Regions from separate parts of the Homo sapiens genome. Here region 1 is linked to region 2. The links are chromatin loops, found by intact Hi-C in ENCODE. Cell type or tissue: ascending aorta. All regions are shown on one strand. Each heading gives the region's core, and the rest is flanking DNA. Links, peaks and the distances in the headings are about the cores only. Region 1 overlaps C5orf46 (chromosome 5 open reading frame 46). Region 2 has its middle 96 kb from the start of MIR584.

Evidence for each region. Hi-C counts contacts between places; a loop is a spot of excess contacts. Peaks named below come from ENCODE experiments on the same cell type or tissue, not always from the same donor. Only the 100,000 strongest peaks of a DNase experiment are listed, where the experiment ranks them.
Region 1: it touches region 2 in a loop (5-fold over the local background); 3 of 110 quality-filtered maps call a loop at or near these places.

The regions. Positions count from the first base shown.
Region 1 is chr5:147,898,277-147,905,960 of GRCh38, forward strand. C5orf46 (chromosome 5 open reading frame 46) reads right to left here. Exons shown (of 4, transcript NM_206966.3): 2 at 3,353-3,497. Among named protein-coding and RNA genes, the nearest start is that of C5orf46, 4.4 kb to the right of the region's middle. In ascending aorta, for the core only: no CTCF peak of the experiment used is centred there; DNase peaks (open chromatin) are centred at 3,455 and 3,798; H3K27ac peaks cover 2,500 bases.
Region 2 is chr5:148,960,773-148,972,892 of GRCh38, forward strand. No RefSeq gene overlaps it. Among named protein-coding and RNA genes, the nearest start is that of MIR584, 96 kb to the right of the region's middle. RefSeq lists an enhancer at 9,294-9,875. In ascending aorta, for the core only: no CTCF peak of the experiment used is centred there; DNase peaks (open chromatin) are centred at 4,789, 5,249 and 5,724; H3K27ac peaks cover 2,047 bases.

The sequences.
Region 1 (7,684 bases), core at 1,900-4,399, 1.1 Mb before region 2:
ATATAGGGTGCATATACATATACCCGAGGAAGGTATATAGGGTAGAATATTCAGCAATTCGATGAAGGTGATGATGAGCAGGAAGGATTTGAGAAGATCCTTAGATTTCTGGATTCTGGGTGGATGATGATGTGACTTAATGAGATATGGAGGAAGGTTTTGAGTGAGATGATGGGCTTGGGTTTAGACCAGTGGAATTTGAAATAGTGGTAGAAAAACGATGGAATTTTGTAGCAAGCAATCAGTTATTCCATCTGGAGCTCAGGAAAAAATTGCAACAGAAATGTGAATTTGAAACTCATTAGATTATAGGCAGTGTTCCCAATGTGTAAACTGCAATGTGAAGAACCAAGCACGTTTGGAATTCTGAGGAACAATGACATTTGGAGGGCAGGTGCATGAAGAAAAGTCAAATAAAAAGAATGAGAAAGAATGGCTAGTGGTAGAGAGAGAACCAGGAAAATACATCATGGAACCCAGAGGGGAAAATATTCCCTAGAATTAAGGGCTCTCAAAGGGTGAGAGGAGTTAAGAATATGTATATTTTTCAGAAAAATGATGAGCAAAATGCAGTCTAGGTAGCTCCAAGCTGATCCAAAAGCAAGTGGAGAGAACAATCCAGTCTATTCATTGTTTCAAATGCATGTCTCTAGCATTTACTATGCATCTGACACACCACTTAGGCATCAGACATATTGGAGTAAATAAAGTAAAATTCCCACCTTTATGAATCATTGTTATTCCTCTCATTCTCTCTTCCAAATCAAATATTGTTTAGTCATTCAAGGCCCAAATTACATCTTGCTTTTGCCATAAACACTTCCCTAAGCACACTGGACCCATTGAGAACTCCTTTCGCTGGAAACTGCCTGTGATCTTTGGCTGACATTTATCTTGCTACTCATTTTTATTTATGGCATTGTGCATTGGCTTAAGTAATTTTACCATAAGGACTGCAAATTATTTGAGGAGAAGGGATTAAGAGCCTAGACTATTCCTTCACAATCCGTGTCCCTGCTTTGTACATGTTAAGTGCTTAGCAATACTTTCTGACGTCTCCTCCTATCCTCCACCCCCTATTTTGCTTATGGTCTTCCCTTGAGCAGGGAGTTATGGGTATGTTTTAGATCCTGGCTCTACCACCCGCAGATTTATCTCTTGAGCAGATATTGCTGTGTCTTTGAGCAAAGATCCTTCAGGATTTCTCAGTCAAATTGAGGTAGATGGGCTTTAGGTCTGATCTGCAAGATATCTTTCCTTAATTAATTAATTCAAGTGCCTGACACTATATGCCATGTACTGTGCTCTTGCAACCAGTCAGGTGATTTGGTCTCTACTTTCACTTAGCTACTTGATTAAAAATAAATAAGTCATTTCGGATGGTAACAAATATTATGACACTGTAACAAGGTAAAGTGATAGAGAATAACAGGCAGTGGGAATGGAAGAAGACAGTATTAACAAGAATGGTCATAGAATAGTTTCTGAGGAAGTGACTTTTAGATTAGCTGTAAGCTCAAGAACTAGTCATTAGAAAAGGAGAGTATTTTAGTAAGGAGGGAGAGCAAGGGAAGAGAGCCTGAGATGGTAATAATTTCTAGCAACAGAAAGAAGGTCATTTACTCAGAATGTAATGAGGGAAAGGGAAACCAGTAGATGAAGGGCCATTTCTGAGCCTAGAGCGGACAGCAATTCTTTAGCATATCAGAGAGTCGACTCTTATGGTTAACACAGAGAAAAATGTCCTATTTTATACTTGGAAAATTCCCTAGGGAAGGAATGAAAAGAACTCTTAGTGTTCTAACTCCTTGTTTTGCTGTGTGGATGTAACAATACTAATTCAACTGGAGTCTAATCTTTAGTTTGTATGTAATGGGTGGTGCTCCTATTGTCGGCCTATGACTTTCCTTCTTGTTTACATTAACAGTCTTGGAAAAATAACAGTTGCAAAAGCAACCACAGTAGGAAATGTAACAATTAAAAAAAAGCACCTGTGAGTTTTAACAATTTGTGGAGAAGGATTGCCTGTAGAACACTGCCCAATCAGATGACAATCTATCCCTTTAAGCAGATCAGAGATTACAAAACCCCTGATTACTCCTACATGGAAGTGGTTCTTAATCTGCTATTGGTTAAAGACCCCTTTGAAAATCTAATAGAAGTCATGAACACTTTCCCCGGGAAAATGCAAAAATAAATAAATAAATAAATCACACTGACACAAAATATTAATAAAAATGTAAAGGTTTTGTGGATCTTTAAGGCCCATCCATGCAACCCAGAACATCTGATCAAGGCATGGCTTTTGAAAATTTCTGTATATCAGAATTACCTGAAAAGCTTGTTGAAAACCATATCCATGGCCTTGTCCCCAGAAAGATGCAAAATGGGATGCAGAAATCTGCATTTTTAAAAATAAATTCCCCCAAGGGATTCTGTATCAGGTGGGTATACCACACCTAGTCAAACTCTGCTTAAGGATCTATATGGGAGAAAATTAGAGAGCAGAGGCTTAGAGCAGTGGAAATTGAAAGCACCTGGAAATTTGGAAGAGTGAATTTCATCTTGGAGAACTGAAATTTGGGAGATTAATATGGGGAGAATAAAGCATACAGTGTAGTAGTGTCAAATCAAAACTATGTAGGCAAAAATAATATGTATTGGGAATTAGACACAGGCTTGGAAGCAGGCTGAGAACATTGGGAAGACTCTGGGATTGGTGATCTGCCCGAAGGCAGTCTCTCATGATGAAAACCAACACTCATGTTGAGAGGTTCTCTAGATTGTCTTTAAAGAGAGGTTATCTACTGTCTCTGCTAACCTTCTTGAGCTACTCAAGCTAGAAAATATAGGCAGGACTCCTCACACCCATCACTAACGAACATATCACTACCTCTTACCTTCATCACGTAATCACAGTGCTTACAAGGGGCGGGCCATCTATTATTTTAACTTCACAGTTAAAATATGAGCAAATAGAGGCCTTCAGAGTGGGAGGGCCTTGTTCAAGACCACCTAGTAAAATAGCAACTGAGTTAGGATCAGAACTTGGCTTTTTGTTCCTTAGTCTAGTGTTCTTCCTCCTCCCTATTTGCTCCTGAGATTAAAAAGAAAAAAAAAAAAAAATCCTGTATGGAACCACTTGATGGGAATGTCCTTTCCCCCAAAAAGCTCAGGGCAGTTGATTCAGATGCAAAATATATTTTAAGTAGGGCAACATTTTTCAATGAAAAATAACACATTTACTTATGCCACAAATTTTGTTTCTCATGTATTTTAATGCCATGAGGTCATTGTGTGGTCATTATCAACAGAGAATTGGACAAAAAGCAACGTTTTTCTCAGTGCTTACGTGCTCCTGGACATGGAGCGGAGGATGAACTCGACTGCATTCTCAATGATCTCTGTGCCCAGGAGGCTTAGGAATTTGGGGAAGTCTGGCTTTGGGTCTTTGCCCGAGTCGTCTGGCTTGTCGTCTGGCTTGTCTGGTTTGTCGTCTGAAAAACAACAGAATCTCAGAGGTGATTCTCAGCAACAAAGAAGGAATCATTCTTTCTGTGTGGGGAACGCTTGGGATTCTTTCTGACCCACTCACAAATTTCATAGCCTTATATGGTTATATTCATCGAACATTTAATGCCTGTCTGGATAAAATCTTCACATGCATTGTCTCATTTATTTGTAAAAACAAACAAATAGACCGACTGATATTGATACTTAGGTAGACACTGGCACCGCCTGGTGAGTGAGAAAACCAAAGTTCCCAGAAGCTAAGTACTTATCTCAGAGTTAAGCAGCCAGTAAGTGCCAGTGCCAGGACTGACATACAGAATGTCTGTTTTTCCATATGATCTCCATGCCCATGGTAATAATAATATTAAAGATAAATTATCAACTGGGTGAGGTGGCTCATGCCTGTAATCCCAGCACTTTGGGAGGGTGAGATGGGAGAATTGCTTGAGGCCAGAAGTTTGAGACCAGCCTGGGTAACATAGTGAGACTTCCATCTCTACAAAAAGTAAAAAGTAGCCAGGTGTGATGGTGCACACCTGTAATCCCAGCTACTTGGGAGGCTGAGGCAGGAGGATCTCTTGAGCCCAGAAGATAGGGGCTGTAGTGAGCCATGATCGTTCCACTGCACTCCAAGCCTGGGTGACAAAGTGAGACCCTGTCTCTGAGAAATAAAATAAATAAATAAAAATGAAATATCAATGGGTAACATTTGTTGAATACATGCCTATGACGATCTACATGGATTGTCTTATTTTATCCTCATAGCAATTCTACAAGGTAGGAACAATTATCCCAATTTAAAGGTAAAGTAATATAATTTGAGAGATGTTTAGAAACTGGTTGAAAGTCACATAGTTAGTAAGTGGCAGAAATACAATTCAAACCCATGTCAGTTTGGCATTAAAATTTGGATTCTAAAGTACTCTATGATGAGCTGCACAGTCTTTGATGGAAAAGTTATGCAATTTGCACTTCTTTTAGAAGATTCAAAATAGTATAACAATAATGATGACAAAGCAATTCTATCCCTTGCATATCACCTAGTAGTTTCATAAATAGTGATTTTACAAATGTTGTGTAATTTTATCCCCTGAGCAATCTTACAGAGTATGCATTTTTTAGCTCACTGAACTGAAAAGTGAAAGGATTAAGAGGCTTACAGAAGACCTCATAGACAGTAAGAAAAATGCTAAGATGATAACTGCAGGCCTCTTAACACTAGATTCTTAAGGGCCCATTGGAATGAGGGCCAAGGATCCAGAGTGAGGTTGATTATATTCAAGGTCCCTTGGGGGCTTTTTGACTTTGCTTGATTGTCTTTATTCCCAGGAGATGAGAAGAGATGGAAGAGTGACAGTAGCTACATGTGGTCGCCCCTCTGAGCCCTGGTCACAGGATAAAGTGGGACCTTTATTTTTTAATTGTATTGTACCCTGACAAGTAATGTTACCAGACTGGGTACATAAAAATACAGGATGCCTAGTTAAATTTAAATTTCAGATAAACAACAAATGCTTTTCTGGTACTATAAAAAAGATCCATGCAATAATTAGGACACCCTGATGCTGAAAGATTATTCATTGCATATCAGAAATCCAAATCTAACTGTGTTTCTCGTAGTTTATCTAGCAACCTCAGCACAAGTTTTAACTCAAGAAGTCCCAACTTCTAGACAATGTACCCCTGACTTTGGATAAAGGAGATGTAACTACCTTTTGTGTGGAGGCTGCCAAATTATGTCAGAAACTTTACATCTATATTATATCCTAAAATGGAAACTATTAGTAAAAAAGATTGGCAGGCAATTCTATGAGCATTTATTGTTTACTATGACACAACTAAAGATTTGATAGAAGCACCAGTTTGGGACATATAACCAAAATCAATATACTAATCATCACCTATTCATATATCCAATGATTGGTTCCTTCATTCAAAAAGTATTTTTGGGCCTACTTTTTTAATGTTTTATTTTTGAAACAGGGCTTCACTCTCTCGTCCAGGCTGAAGGGCAGTGAAGTGATTACAGCTCACTGCAGGCTCAACGTCCTGGGCTCAAGACATCCTCCCACCTCAGCCTCCTGAGTAGCAGGGACGACAGGCATATGCCACCACAGCTGGCTAATTCTTGTATTTTGTGTAGAGACGGGGTTTCGCCATATTGCCCAGGCTGGTCTCGAACTCCTGGGCTTGAGTGATCTGCCCACGTCGGCCTCCTGAAGTGCTGGGGTCACAGGTGTGAGCCATCCTGCCTGGCCTGAGCCTACTATTATGTGCATAGTTATGCTAAGAGTCAAGGTAAAAAAAAAAAAAGACAACTGTAGATATGACCTTCACATAAAGTGCTGGGCAACCCAGGTACTCAGAAGGATTGGTTTGTTTTTATTGTGGGAAGGAGGCGGAAGCGGAACTCATGTGTAAGGTGCCTATCGTGCAGGTACTCCATCAGTGCTTTCAGCACATGCCTTAATCGTCATTTAGCTCAGCAGTGGTATCACAGTTACAGCAGAGAAGACAGATGCTCAGGAAAATTAAATGACTCACCTGAAATCACTCATCTAGAAAGTGGCTGACCCAGGGTTTGAACCTAATTTTTTTTAACTCCACAAAGCACATTATTCACATTGTATAATACAACCTCCAAACAATTGTTCTGTAAAGACATTTGCCAAATGCAAAGCAGTAATTTCTTGCATGAAAGATGAGATTTTTTCTCCTGTGTTTCTATCTGGCTACTTGCATAATAAATTCTATTGACTTGTTATTTTAATATGACACTAAAACCTGGCTTTTCAAGATGCAAGAAGCCTGGGATTGGAGTGGGCGGAAATCAAAATCTTGGCCTTAGCTTGTGAACCCCATATATATTGAGAGGTATTAAAGTGTGATGGATTGCATGCTCTGGAGTTTTATAGATCTGTCTGATTCCTGCCTTTAACAAAAAATTAGCCATGTAAACTTGCACACAGTGCTTAACTTTGCATCTCTCAGTTTCCTCATATGTTGTCAGGATTGAAAGATATTTTATATATTATATATCTATATATATATACACACACATACATATATCTATATTATATATACATACATATATCATATATATACCACTTATCGTAGTACCAATCCCAAGATAAACTTACCTTATATAAATAAATAATAAATGAAAGAATGAATAAATAAATGTTATCTGTTTTATTGTTACTATTAATAATAATAGCAGCAAAATGATTTATAATTCACTTTCTCCTCTAGTGCTTTAGAAGATAATATAAATTTTAAAAATGCTATTAAAATATTAAACGATTGATATCCTAGAAACAATCTTCAAAGTCAATAGTTTAATATTTTCTTTTTTCAAGTATTATATGGGATAGCCTTTATTTACAGTAACTACTTTGTTGAGTTTCTTAGTGAATGTGAATATAATGTTCTTAATAAACAGTATTGCTGATATTTGTAGAGTTTTAATAGTTTACAAAGTAATTAAAAAGCATATTCATTTGACCTGGTGAAGTTGATAGTTATCCCGTTTTACAGATAAAGAAACTGAGGTTCAAAGCAGTGAACGATTTAACCAGTTTCAGAGTTTATAAGAGACAGGGTGGTGCCTGGTCTTGGTATCAAATCTCTCCTTTCACTTCACTGTAGTGATTTCTTTAGGAGTAGAATGGACTGAATAATATCCGTGGCCATGTCTAGAGTAATTCTGTTGTAATGTCTGTCTGTGTGTTCTTCAGCCAAGTTACATTCAAAGGATTCTGTCACTAAATGTTTGCACTCCCTCTGTTTTCTGGTCTATCATTCTGAATGGAGCTCACAGACTTTTGCAGACAAACAGTAAATTAATTAATGAGAAGGCAGCATACAGCATGAGCTTCTATGTGCTTGGAAAAGGTGGGAAAGAAATAGTTGCTCGATAATAGTAGAAAGAATCTAGGAACCTAGGTTTCACTCCCAGATGCCACTTTCACCTGTATGTATGCTCAAGTAACTTGCCCTCTGCAACCTGTTTATTAACCTGCAAAAAGGAAAATGATAAAACTGTACATGTTTACATCATTGGATTACTATGAGAACCAAATGAGATTATACATGACAACAATAGCAGGTAGTATTTATTGCATGCTTACTATCAACCAGGTACCCTTCCAATTTGTTTCATTCCTTTTAT
Region 2 (12,120 bases), core at 3,943-6,442:
TCCATATGGTGCAGTGTTTCCAAGCCTCTTTTGGATCATGGATCATTTCAATTAACAACATAACAACAACAGCTATTCCATATTAACTGCATGGCAGTCATTGTGCCAGACATTTAATGTGTGTTCTCTCATTTTCTTCTCCAGCAAACCCAAGAGGCAGGCCTATGGTTATTGTTCCATTCTACAGAAGAAGAAACACAGGCTCAGGGAGAGGAAGGCTCTTTCCCATGGTGGCCCTGAGCACAGGTCTGTATGATCCAAAGTATATGCTCTAATCCACTAAACTCTTTCCTGCCACCAGAGCAAGTGACACACCAGATTGACCTTATAGCAGGTCCCCCTCCCACTGTTAACTACAACATTCTCCTAGCAGTGAATGAAAAGTATTCAATGAAGTTCTGTTCCAGCTCAACCACTGATTCACTGTGTGACACTGGAAAAGTCCCCCATTCTTTGTTGCCCTGGAGCTTGCTGAGCTCTATCACTCTACATGAAGCGCTTAACACCACCATCCACAGATGGCAGGCAGGTTAAATAATCTCATGAAATCCCTGTTTCCTCATCGCTAAAATGGAGCTAACAATGGTGCACTCCTGATAGTACTGTGGAGGGATTGACCAAGCTCATGTGTGAAGAATGCTCAGCCCTGTGACTGCCTCACAATGTATGCCCAATAAACTGCAGCTGTCGCTGATGCTGAGAACACAGGAGAGCCAGAGAGCTGAGAGCACCAGCTTGGGAATCAAGTGGACCTGGATTCAAATGATTAAAATGCTCACTTTGCCTTCTAATGGCCGCGTGACCTTGGCAAAAGTTATTTAGCTGTCAACTTTTCCTTGCTTGTAAAATAGGAATTAAAATAGCACCTACTTCATAGGTGTGTTTGAGGAATACATGAGATAATACACATAGCATTGCCCTATGAATGTTAGTTAACATCATTACTATTTGCACACATTGAGTAATATTATAAATAAGGATTATGTGGGGTCTAATTTTGTTCCAGTTCAAGGTTTTAGAAAAAAATAAATAGAGGTATCTGGTTTGGTCAGATTTACTAGACATTGTACTGTTTGTAAAAAATTTAAAAGAAAAAAAAAAACCGGACCTGTCTCATGGGTCAATAGAAAGTCAATTTCCTTTTGGCTGAGGCCAGCGATTCTGTGCAGTTTATTCTGGTGCTGGCTGGCGGTTTGGTTAGGTTCAAGGCCATGACCATGAGTAAGTGATTCACTCTTGCCAAAAACTGCAATCATGGTCATATTCTAAATATTTATACTAAAAGAAACCAAACCTGCTCCACCTTTAGGGGTCACAGGCACCACTCCCTCACATACTGGAGTTCATTCATTCATCCAACTCAGGCTTATTAACCATTCACCTCATGCCAGACACCAGGCACTGGTCATGCTGGTGGCTAATGGGACAGAAACCTGCTAGCAGCTTTGGCCAATTTTGGAGAAACAACCGAATCAGGGCCCTCAATGATGGTAGCTGCACCTGGGCTGTGCAGGCTCCTACAGAGAATGCAGGCCATCTGTTTGGTGCATATCACAATGTGGTCTGTTCCAGCTGGGAAAGGCACTTGGGGATCATCTCAGGCAACACACACCCTTTACAGCCACTGAGATCTCACAGCTGAGCTAAGATCCTGCTATTCTGACTCCTAGATCAGCACCTCTCCCTCCCTCCTAGATGCCCCAAGATTTCCTCCACTTCATACAGAGCAGGCGGTCTCCAGACATTTTAGCTCACAAACGACTTCAAACATAGTGGTAATGAGAATTGAAAAAGTAATACCACTCGTAACAGTATCTTTCACTTACTGGGTGATTTCTGGGTGTCAGATTCTTCGTTAAACATTTTATATGGTATGCCTCATCTAACATTCAAAGAACATTATTGGTTAGGTCATTATTATCCCATTGTACAGAAGAGGACACTGAGGTTCAGAGAGGAGAAGGGATTTTCCTATGTTAACACAGCTAGAAGTTGCAGAACTTAACTTCATCTGACTCCAAACCCAGTGCACACCGCCACCACACAATATCCCCTCAGTGGGATGCACAGCACAAGGGACCTGCCCTCCTGTATCCTCCTCCTGTGCTTACCTGGCCAGCAACAGTTTGATGTCTGCAGCTAGGAGGGAGGAAGAAAGAGCAGCAGGTGGGCAGAAAAGAGGCTTCAAATCTAGTCCTTGGCTTTAGCACCCACTAAAATCCAGGACTATAACGAGCTTAAGGATGATGAAGAAAGACAGCAGTGGAGAGCACACTGGTGAGGAGATGGATGGGTGGGTCTACAGACTGTTCCAGTGTCTGCTCCAGGTGAAGGGTGGCACCAGGTGCTGGAAGAATACCTGTGTCATGTGACCTGGGGCAAACCATTTCCTATCTACTAGAGAGGGAGCACAGGATAACAATTAAGCCTGTAGCCTCTGAAGCCAGACAACCTAGGATGAAACCCTAGCTCTGTCTCTTACCAGGTGTGTGACTTCATACAGTATTTAGCATACTGGGCGTTAGCTTCCTCTTCTGTAAAATGGGCATAATAATACCTGTCTCATAGTATCATTATGAAAACTAAATGAGTTAATACACAGAATGCCCTCAGGACAGTACCTAACACACAGTAAGAACTATATGCATTTTTGCTAAATGTTTAAAAATTATGTAAACTAGAGGTTATAGTACCCAACTGTTTGAATTAAGATGCTTTTGGCTGCAAAGTAACGGAATATCTGATCCTAAGTGGTTTTAACAGAAAGTTTTTATTAGTATTAGTTTCTCATTAGTATAATGAGAATCGTCCAAATGGAGATGGTTCCAGGCTCAGGGATGTCCCAGGAGCTCAGGATCTTCTTATCTCTCACCCTCCCTTTGACTGTCTTCCACAAGTCATTTCCCATCCTGGCCCAAGATGGCTGCCACAGCTCCAAATATCACATCCCATTACCACAAAGCCAAGTATCACATCCAAATGTCACAAAGCTACATCTAGAAACAGAAAGTAAGGAATAGGGAATCTCTCTTGCACTATTGCTGTCTTATGAAAGAGAAACTATTTCCTAGAAGCCTCTCTGAAGACTTCCTTTTTCTGTCATTAGCCAGAACAGGGTCATGTGACCACCTCCAGGCCCTGTAGAAGGCTAGCAAAGCAATATCCTGGCATTTCTGTCACAATATAGAGCTGGGCTCCACAGCAAAGAAGATGGGAGGAAGAAGAGTAGTTGAATAGGCAATCAGCAAGCCTTGCAAGATAGTCTTGAGAAGGAAATGTGGGGAAAAGTGCAGGAACACTGTGAAAGAGTTAACCACTTCCACTGTACCTATGTAAGACATTGTTCTCAGAAATAATCATATCAATAGCAATGCTTCTCCCTGTGGGTTAGAGGTAGAGTCTATAGAAATGCAGGATGCCCCATCTCTACTAAAATACACAAAAATTAGCTGGGCGTGGCGGCATGCACCTGTAATCCCAGTTACTTGGGAGGCTGAGGTAGGAGAATTGCTTGAACCTGGGAGGTGGAGGTTGCAATGAGCCGAGATCGCACCATTGCACTCCAGCCTGGGTGACAGAGAAAGACTCCGTCTCAAACAAACAAAAATAGAAATGCAGGATGCCAATAATTCTAGGTTGTCCTGTTCTTTCCCCATGGATATGGCAGGCAAGGGAAAAATAAAAGGAAACCGACTGCCCTGACACTAAAACTGACGTTGTATGGCCTCATAATAACCCAGGCCTGGAAAACAATAGACCACCAACTTCCCCTCTCATTTTGGTGGATTATAAATAAAGCCTGGAGGGAAAGTAATGAAATTAGTTTAAGAACAGTGATAGGATTCCTCTGGCCAGGTGCAGTGGCTCACGCCTGTAATCCCAGCACTTTGGGAGGCCGAGGCGGGCGGATCACAAGGTCAGGAGATCGAGACCATCCTGGCTAACACGGTGAAACCCCGTCTCTACTAAAAATACAAAAAATTAGCTGGGTGCTGTGGCGGGCGCCTGTAGTCCCAGCTACTTGGGAGGCTGAGGCAGGAGAAGGGTGTGAACCCGGGAGGCAGAGCTTGCAGTGAGCCGAGATAGTGCCACTGCAGTCTGGCCTGGGCGAAAGAGCCAGACTCTGTCTCAAAAAAAAAAAAAAAAGGATTCCTCTGAAAGCAGAAAACCTTTATTTAGAAAATACCTTGTGGGCCATTCTGTAGTGAAAAGTCAGCCCTCTGCCCATAGTCTAGATCTGAGCTCGGCAAACATTTTCTCTAAAGGGCCACATAATAAATACTGTAGAATTTTCAGGCAATATGGCCCCTGCCACAACTACTCTACTCTGGGTAGTATAGGCAATGACAATGTGTCAACAAATGAGTGTGGCTGCATTCCAGTAAAACTTTATTTTTTTAATTTTTCACTTTTTACTTTTGAGAAGGAGTCTCACTCTGTCACCCAGGCCGGAGTGCAGTGGCATGATCTCAGCTCACTGCAACCTCCATCTCCCGGGTTCAAGCGATTCTCCTGCCTCAGCCTCCCGAGTAGCTGGGACTACAGGCATGCTCCCTTCCCACTTTCCCCTGTTTGTCACCCCACTTCTCAACCGCTCCCTGATTTTTGTATTTTTAGTAGAGATGGGGTTTCACCATGATGGTCAGGCTAGTCTCGAACTCCTGACCTCGTGATCCACCCGCCTCGGCCTCCCAAAGTGCTGGGATTACAGGCATGAGCCACCATGCCCGGCCATAAAACTTTATTTATAGAAACAGGTGGAGGGCCACATTTGGCCCACGGACAGCAGTTTGCCAACCCTGGTTCTACATGACAAGTTACGTAAGACAACAACCTAAGCCAAGGGACTCAAACTCTAGTGCCCATGGGGCTGGAGAGGTAAAGAAGTAAAGCAGGCTGGGTGGGGACTGTGACATGTGGAGAACATATGACTCATGGAAAGGAGGCAGTTGCAAAAACCAATGTAATAAGACCCTCCAGTATTTTAGGAAAACCAGAAATGCAAATATTAAGGGCATCTTCTCATTTTTAAATATTGGCACGCATTCAAAATTTTAAACCTGGTGCAGACCTAATTGAAAAAAAAAATCTGGGGGCCAGCACAGTTTAGCGGCAGCCAGTGTGTGTCCTCTGGCCCAGATCACCCTTCCTGAGCAATGTGCTATGACAACGGAGTACACATGACACATTTGAGTGGCATGATCCAGGAAACTTAGCCCAACGCCAGTCTGACCTATTGCTAATGGAATGCATAACTGCCGCCGTCCTGCCCAGTGGCCGGGCATGTGGGAGACCATTCGCATGCATGACTGCAATGAGCTGCACGTGCACAGCTACTCCAAGTCTGGACCGTAATTCTCTCCCTGCCTCACTAGTCTTCTGCTTTCTATAAGCAGTGTTGGCATAATCAGTGCCCTGTGACATCAGATGCCATGTAATATTCATCATACGGACCCTCCTGACATACTTCAGAGAAGCAATGAGATCATATGAAAGGGACTTAACAAGCCATGAAACCACACAGACATCAAATGGATTGGTTTCTGGCTTCCCCAGCCCCAAGCATAAATTCAAATCTTCCAATAATGAGTATATTCTTTAGAGAGATCCAAAAAACCCCAGAAGCATGACAAACAGGACAGACACAAAGCAGAAGGACTCTCAACCAGATTTCCTCCTGGTACAAAGGCCCTTAAGCTGTGTCCAACGCTGCCCTGCGGAAGCCCAGGCGCCACTGAAAGGCCCCGGGCTGCAGACAGCTCAGCTTGGGACATTCTGTCCTTGGCTGTATTTCAGCCTGTGTTCTCACCTGTTCACTGACTTCTTTGCCTCTCCCTCCAGTTCCTGTAAATCTACAGCATCCTCAGTATTTGCCTTGAGCTTCTCTCTCACTTGGTTCAGCTCTATACCTTCCTGCCTTCTGCCCTATTTGCCTAGGTCCTCCACTTCAAAGGTTGCACTGACCTGCCTTTTCTGATGTCTCTGGACATGCTCCACCTTCAGACCCTCAGCTCCACCGAGACCACCAGCATCAGGCTCCAGCCCATCCTGTGCAAGGCCTCCCCTTTTTTAAGGAGCTAGTTTGATGTCTGCTCATCTTACCAAGGGCCCTACACCCACATCCATAACTTGCTAGTGAAGACATCAACCTAGGTGCCACCTATTTGGGTCGCAAAGATTCCCTCTCACCTCATCTCTGAAGATCACTGAAAACCACTCTTTTGATTCCCTCAGCTATATATTGGGGGTGGAGAAAGGGAGGGATGAGAGAAAGAAAGAGAGAGAGAAAAAAACAATGCAAACTTCCTACCACAAATGATGTTCACCCCATGTCCACTGAATCCTATTCTGTTCAAATTGGGTGCTGAGCCAGCAGTTTTCTAATGGCTCCTCAAGTCTTGTGATTTTTTTCAGGTTTTTCAGGGACCCAGGTAGGAGGGTTAAGGGGGATGCTGCATATCAGAGGTGACTTCAGCAGAACAGCTCCATCGGATCTGTTTTGTATACCATAGTCCTGCATGAAACTATTGTTTGAAAAACTTATTCCACCACTAAAAAATTAAAATTTCTGTGTTAGCCACTGTGACCAGGAGCAGATGGAGCAAGGCAAGCTCCCTTACTGAAGAAGCCCATAGGATAAACTTGAGGTAAGCAATATTTTTGGCATAGGGCAATTTGGAAAGTATTGGGCTAAATTTTTGTTTATAATGAAAAGTAACTTATTGAGTCTCACATTAGGTGTGTCTGTTCCCACAATTTAAGTTATCTACTTTGTTGAATAGAAGAATAACATCAAGGAAGTATTACTTTTTATATGCTTAAGTATGAATGTCTGTTTCCATTTTCCCAGTGGTGATATGGGGGGAAATTTCTAATCTTTCCTTCTGAATTTAGACAATGAAGCATTTCTCAGAGGTGTCATGAGGGCCTGCTCATCACTTGCTTAGTGCATAGACCCTTGGGGGCATCTCCAGAGGATTGCCAACAGGGCAAAACCTCTTAAAGCAGTGCCCAAGCTCCTGTTTTCTTCACTTCATTGTTCAAATTCATATTTCTCCCATGTGGTTTGTAGATACCTCCTAGGGGTTGGTAAGTCCCAATGAGTCTTATGGACAAGTGAGCAGACTAGGCTAGCAGTGGCCAAACAATACGGAGCCTGCAGGGAGAGTTGTGTTCTGTCAGCTGAGCTCAAAGTCTAAAAGCCCTCGCACACCCTCAGCTGACAGTTCAGGCAGTGACAGCTCATTCGGGAAGGAGATTTGCAGTTGTGAACACTGACCAGCTCTAAAAGAATAGAAAAGTAATTAATCATATCATTTTAGAGCTGTGCATTCTCAGACTCTCAGAATCAGAGCCTCTTAGAACCTCAGGCCCGGGAGAAAGCAGAGAGGCTCCAATATTGCATAATGGTTAAGTTCACCAGCTTTGAGTCAGATAGACCTGAACTTGAGACCACTCAAGGACTCTACCTAAAAGGAAATTTACTAGAGGACATGGGACAACTCGCAATAAGGAAGATAAGGTGTAAAACAAACTCAAAGCAGGCAGCAGAAGTTGCAGCAAACTGGCCCACGAACCAGGGCTGTAATCAATTCATCCTGAGCATTTCATCAGCTCTCACACATAGGTTCAGGATTCCAAGTCCTGGGCAAAAGATTCCAATCTTTTCCCTTGTCTCCCCAGGGAGGTTTGAAGAAAGTTTCAGGCATCATAATGGGAGGGGAAAACATCTTGGTTTACCATGCCAACAAAACCATAAACACTAAGGGTGAGGCTCCCAAAGGAAAGCCAGGGGCTGTGGGGAGGTGAGAATGGCTGCCTGGGAGCATAAACAACAGAGATCTACTATCCTGCACCTGCCACAGTGTTGCTCAGAGGACAGACAGAAATGCTCCACACCACGGCCTTAGCATACTTTGGGACACAAAAAAAGGGCCTCCATAAACATGAGTGCCTTCATTTACAACTCATGCTCCTGCATGGAGCTAGATCCCCTCTAGAGCACACCTGTTGAAGCAATTGCCACTAACTGAGACTCCTTCCCCTTTGTAATCATGTCGCCTAAGTTACCCTGAATGCAGAGGCCATTTGCTTGGAGAACTTTAAGAGATTTTATTCATCATGTGGATGGCCCATGCCACTGAGAGTCCAACAGTAAATATATTGGACCAAACCTGGCTCAGAAAAAGGCTCCCTCCACTGGGACTCAGAAAAAGACTCTCCTTCCCTCATCCTCCCTTAGGATTCCAATATCCTCCTTTAGGATATTGGTATAGGGAATGTATTCACTTCCCTATTACAATATCATAAGGGAAGGAAAGTCTTTTTCTGAGTCCCAACGGAGGGGGTCTTTTTTGATTGGAATAGGGAATACATTCCCTATTCCAGTAACCTAAGTAGTGTCCCCCTCCAGGTTCATTAGACTGAGTGAAGTGTTGGGTTCTGGCAGTTTAGCTTCACACACACTCTTAGGTCAGGAGAGAAAATAAAGGCAACACAGCCTCAGAGACCTAATATTTTGTCTTAATATTCCACTAGGTCAGGAGGAGCCTCCTTGGATGCTCATGCCAAACCTCAAAAACTCTAAAAATGCGTGCCAAATAGGGGGACAGTCTCTTGCTTCACATTTCCAACTATGGCCCTATTAAAGGGCTGCTGCAAATATCTGGGGTCTGAAGCCATGTTTGCTTAGCCTGAGGCATATCCTAAGTTCAAAATCAATTGTGCAGAAAAGGGAGGGCCAATGGAAAGTCAGTCAGCTGCTGTCTAGCAAGTCAATGCCACCCTGCCCTGAAGGACATCAGCTGGCCTGACGGGGGCAGAGCTACAGCATTGTCTCTGAGCTTATTTCCATCTCTATTCTGATGTTAGATGGGAGTATCAATATCATAGCTCAACAACGCTCATCTTCAGCCTGGACTCCTCTAGCTCCCTCCCGCTAAGGCAGCCAATCCTAACATGAGCTCATCAACAAACATACACTAAGACCCACTAGAAGCCAGTTGCCATGTGAGGGGTTAAATAATAATAGCTATAGTTTATGGACTGTCTCCTACAGGTGGGACACAGCTTCCAATGCTTTACCCACATTGTCTCAATTCATCATCACAATGGCCCTGTTACTTTCCTCTTTCTGTAATAACTATTCATGCTGTTTGAATCACTGGGAGGTTTTTCATTGCATTGCACAGAATTCTGTTTTCCTTTTTGCTTTTTTTGTTTGTCTTTTGCCCTCAGAAAAGGCTAATAAATTCAACCAAATGGCTGGAGTTGGAGGGAGGAAGCAGGGATGACCTTGTCTGAAAGATGGTCTCAAACCCCTTCTCCTGCCTCTATCCAAAGACAAGCCTTCACCTGAAATATGAAGTGAGGCTGATGAGAAAGTCCAGTCTCTGCCTGTGTTTCACCATCTCCAGTTTCAGAGGCAGCAGCTTCAAACTACTGCTGGAAATCAGAGCCAACTAGGGCCCCAGGGGAAGAAGGAAAGAGAACACAGATTCACCTGAATGAAGGTCAGTGATGGCTCCCCCTGAGTCTGGCAATCTCTCCTGGACCTGAGGAGACCACCTGGTCCCTCAGATCCCCCTGCAGGGGCAGGAATGTCTGAGCCAGGGCATTGTTTCTGTGGAATCTTCCCACCAATGAATCTCCCAGCAGGACCAACTGTTTGGCTGTATTTAAACTGTCATTTAGCCAAGGCAGTTTGCTGGCACACCCAACTTCAACCCAGCAAGCACAACAGGTCTGCAGCTCGCGCCAAAGCTTGTTTAAACATCATTTGAACCAAACAGCCAGTCAATTTAAAAATACTCCAAGCCAAAAGCCAATGAGATTTGAAAACAAGAAAAACTGAAAATGAAAATAAAAGGGAAATATATGAATTTATGTATGTACTCATTTATTTATTAGTTAAACATTGCCTTTTTCCAGAGAGAATCTAAGATGTCAAAGGCCAAGTTGTTTTTTAAAATAAAACAGTACTAGATATGTTCTGTAAATTTCAATGATATCACAAAAATTCAACTTGGGTAAACATTTAAAACACAAAGTGTGTGTGTGTGTGTGCACGTGTGTGTGTGTGCATGTATGTGCGTGTGTTTTAACAGATGAGGAAATTGAAGCTCAGGGAGATTAAGGCCCTTGCCAGAGTCACACAGCAGTGAATGGTAACATAAGGACTGTCCCAAGTCCTCTGCTATGTGTATGGATGCGCACGCACCTACCTATACTTGCTGAGGCCACACTCTTGTTTCAGGCCCAACAGGGTCTGGAATATAAGGGTTTTTCTTCTCTTTTGCTCCCAAACATAAAAGGGATGTCATATCTCATTTTCACCTGAGTCATGCATTTATTCCTTCAGAATCATTTATTGAAGTCCAGCCACATGCCACCCACTGAACTGGACATTTGGGATACAGTGGCCAAAAAGCCACATACAATTGCTGTGCACACAGAGCTTACATTTAAGACAGCTTGGAAGCCAGCAGCGTGTGCTCTGTACTGAAACTGGGGCATTCATATTTATAAGCCCTCTGAGCCAGAAAAACATTTAGAGGTCACCTAGACCAGGGTTTCCCAAAGTCCAACCATTCAGGTACCAACCCCACAGTTTTTGTCATATGTCAATAACACTTTCATATATGTCTTCAAGTGTTCTCATCTACATAAACACATCTGTTTTCAGAGAAAGCCCTCTATCACTGCTGTAAACAGAAAACTGGAATCACTTGTCTAAAATAAAAGGTAACCATAAAAATAAGTAAAACAAAGACAAAACAATATGATTAAATTATCAGCTAAGCACAGTGGCTCCTGCCTGTAATCCCAGCACTTTGGGAGGCAGAGGCGGGTGGATCACCTGAGATCAGGAGTTCGAGACTAGCCTGGCCAACATGATGAAACCCCGTCTCTACCAAAAATACAAAAATTAGCTGGACGTAGTGGCGGGTGCCTGTAATCCCAGGTACTCGGGAGGCTGAGGCAGGAGAATAGCTTGAACCCAGGAGGCGGAGGTTGAAGTGAGCAGAGATCGCAACATTGCACTCCAGTCTGGGCGACAAGAGCAAAATAACGTCTCAAAAAATATATATATATCATCTAGAAAGACACTTGAAGTCCAAGTAAGATTGAGCTTGAAGGCTGTTCTCATTTTGTAAAAACATAAGCTCAGGAAGTGTTGAAGATATTTTAACTCTACACTGAGACTTTCTTCTTTCCTTTATCAAGAAGATTAAAGGAGAATTCAATCAGGCACAACTTTCTATGATTTAATTGTTTTTAATGTTGTGTTAAACAGTCATGACATTTAGGAAATCATTATCTAGTCCAACTCTAAAACCCAGAGACAGGCAGCTACTGGACCAAGGTCACATAGCAAATGAATGGCAGAAAAAACACCCAGTCTCTGTTCCTACAGTAGACTGCAGATCAGCAAACTAACATCTGAATAAACTCTTGGATTTGCTCTTTACCACAATCGAAGACTGATTTGATCCACTTAACTTTTGGATGAAAAACAACTGTAACCCATCTCAAAGTGGCAGATATAGTGATCCCTCTCAATTTTCCTTTTTCTCTGTTTTATCTATCCACTCATTTTCCATGTGTCATGGGTCTTATAACAGAAATATGCTGAGATTTCTAATAAAACCTAGAAAATTTTGTGGAAACCTCCGAACACCCCAAAATTCAAATATAATCCTTAGATAACCTGCTGTAATATGGAATTCAGGAAGAAAAAAATCCCCAGCGCCACCCGACAAGAACTCCTTGTCCTATAAAATCCTCAGTGTGTACAGCCCATACTTGGCAAACTTCACCACATACCAACTATAACTCTTTAAATCAGGCCTGGAGATAAATGAGAAGAAACCCTCTCTCACCCACTAAGGTCACCTGCAACTTGCCTGCCCCTAATCCCCCTCAGAAGGCAGCTTTCAGCAATGTCCCCGGGAAATAGTTGGCTGTGAGAACACACAGAAGCCTCAGCCTGCAAAGGAGGCACATTCTGGAGTCCTTGCACATGGTTTCCTCTCCAGGAAGGTGAGGCCAGGGTTTCCATGTTCTTCTCCCAGGCCAGAATGGAGAAAGAGGAGAAGATGACAGTGAATGACATCTGGC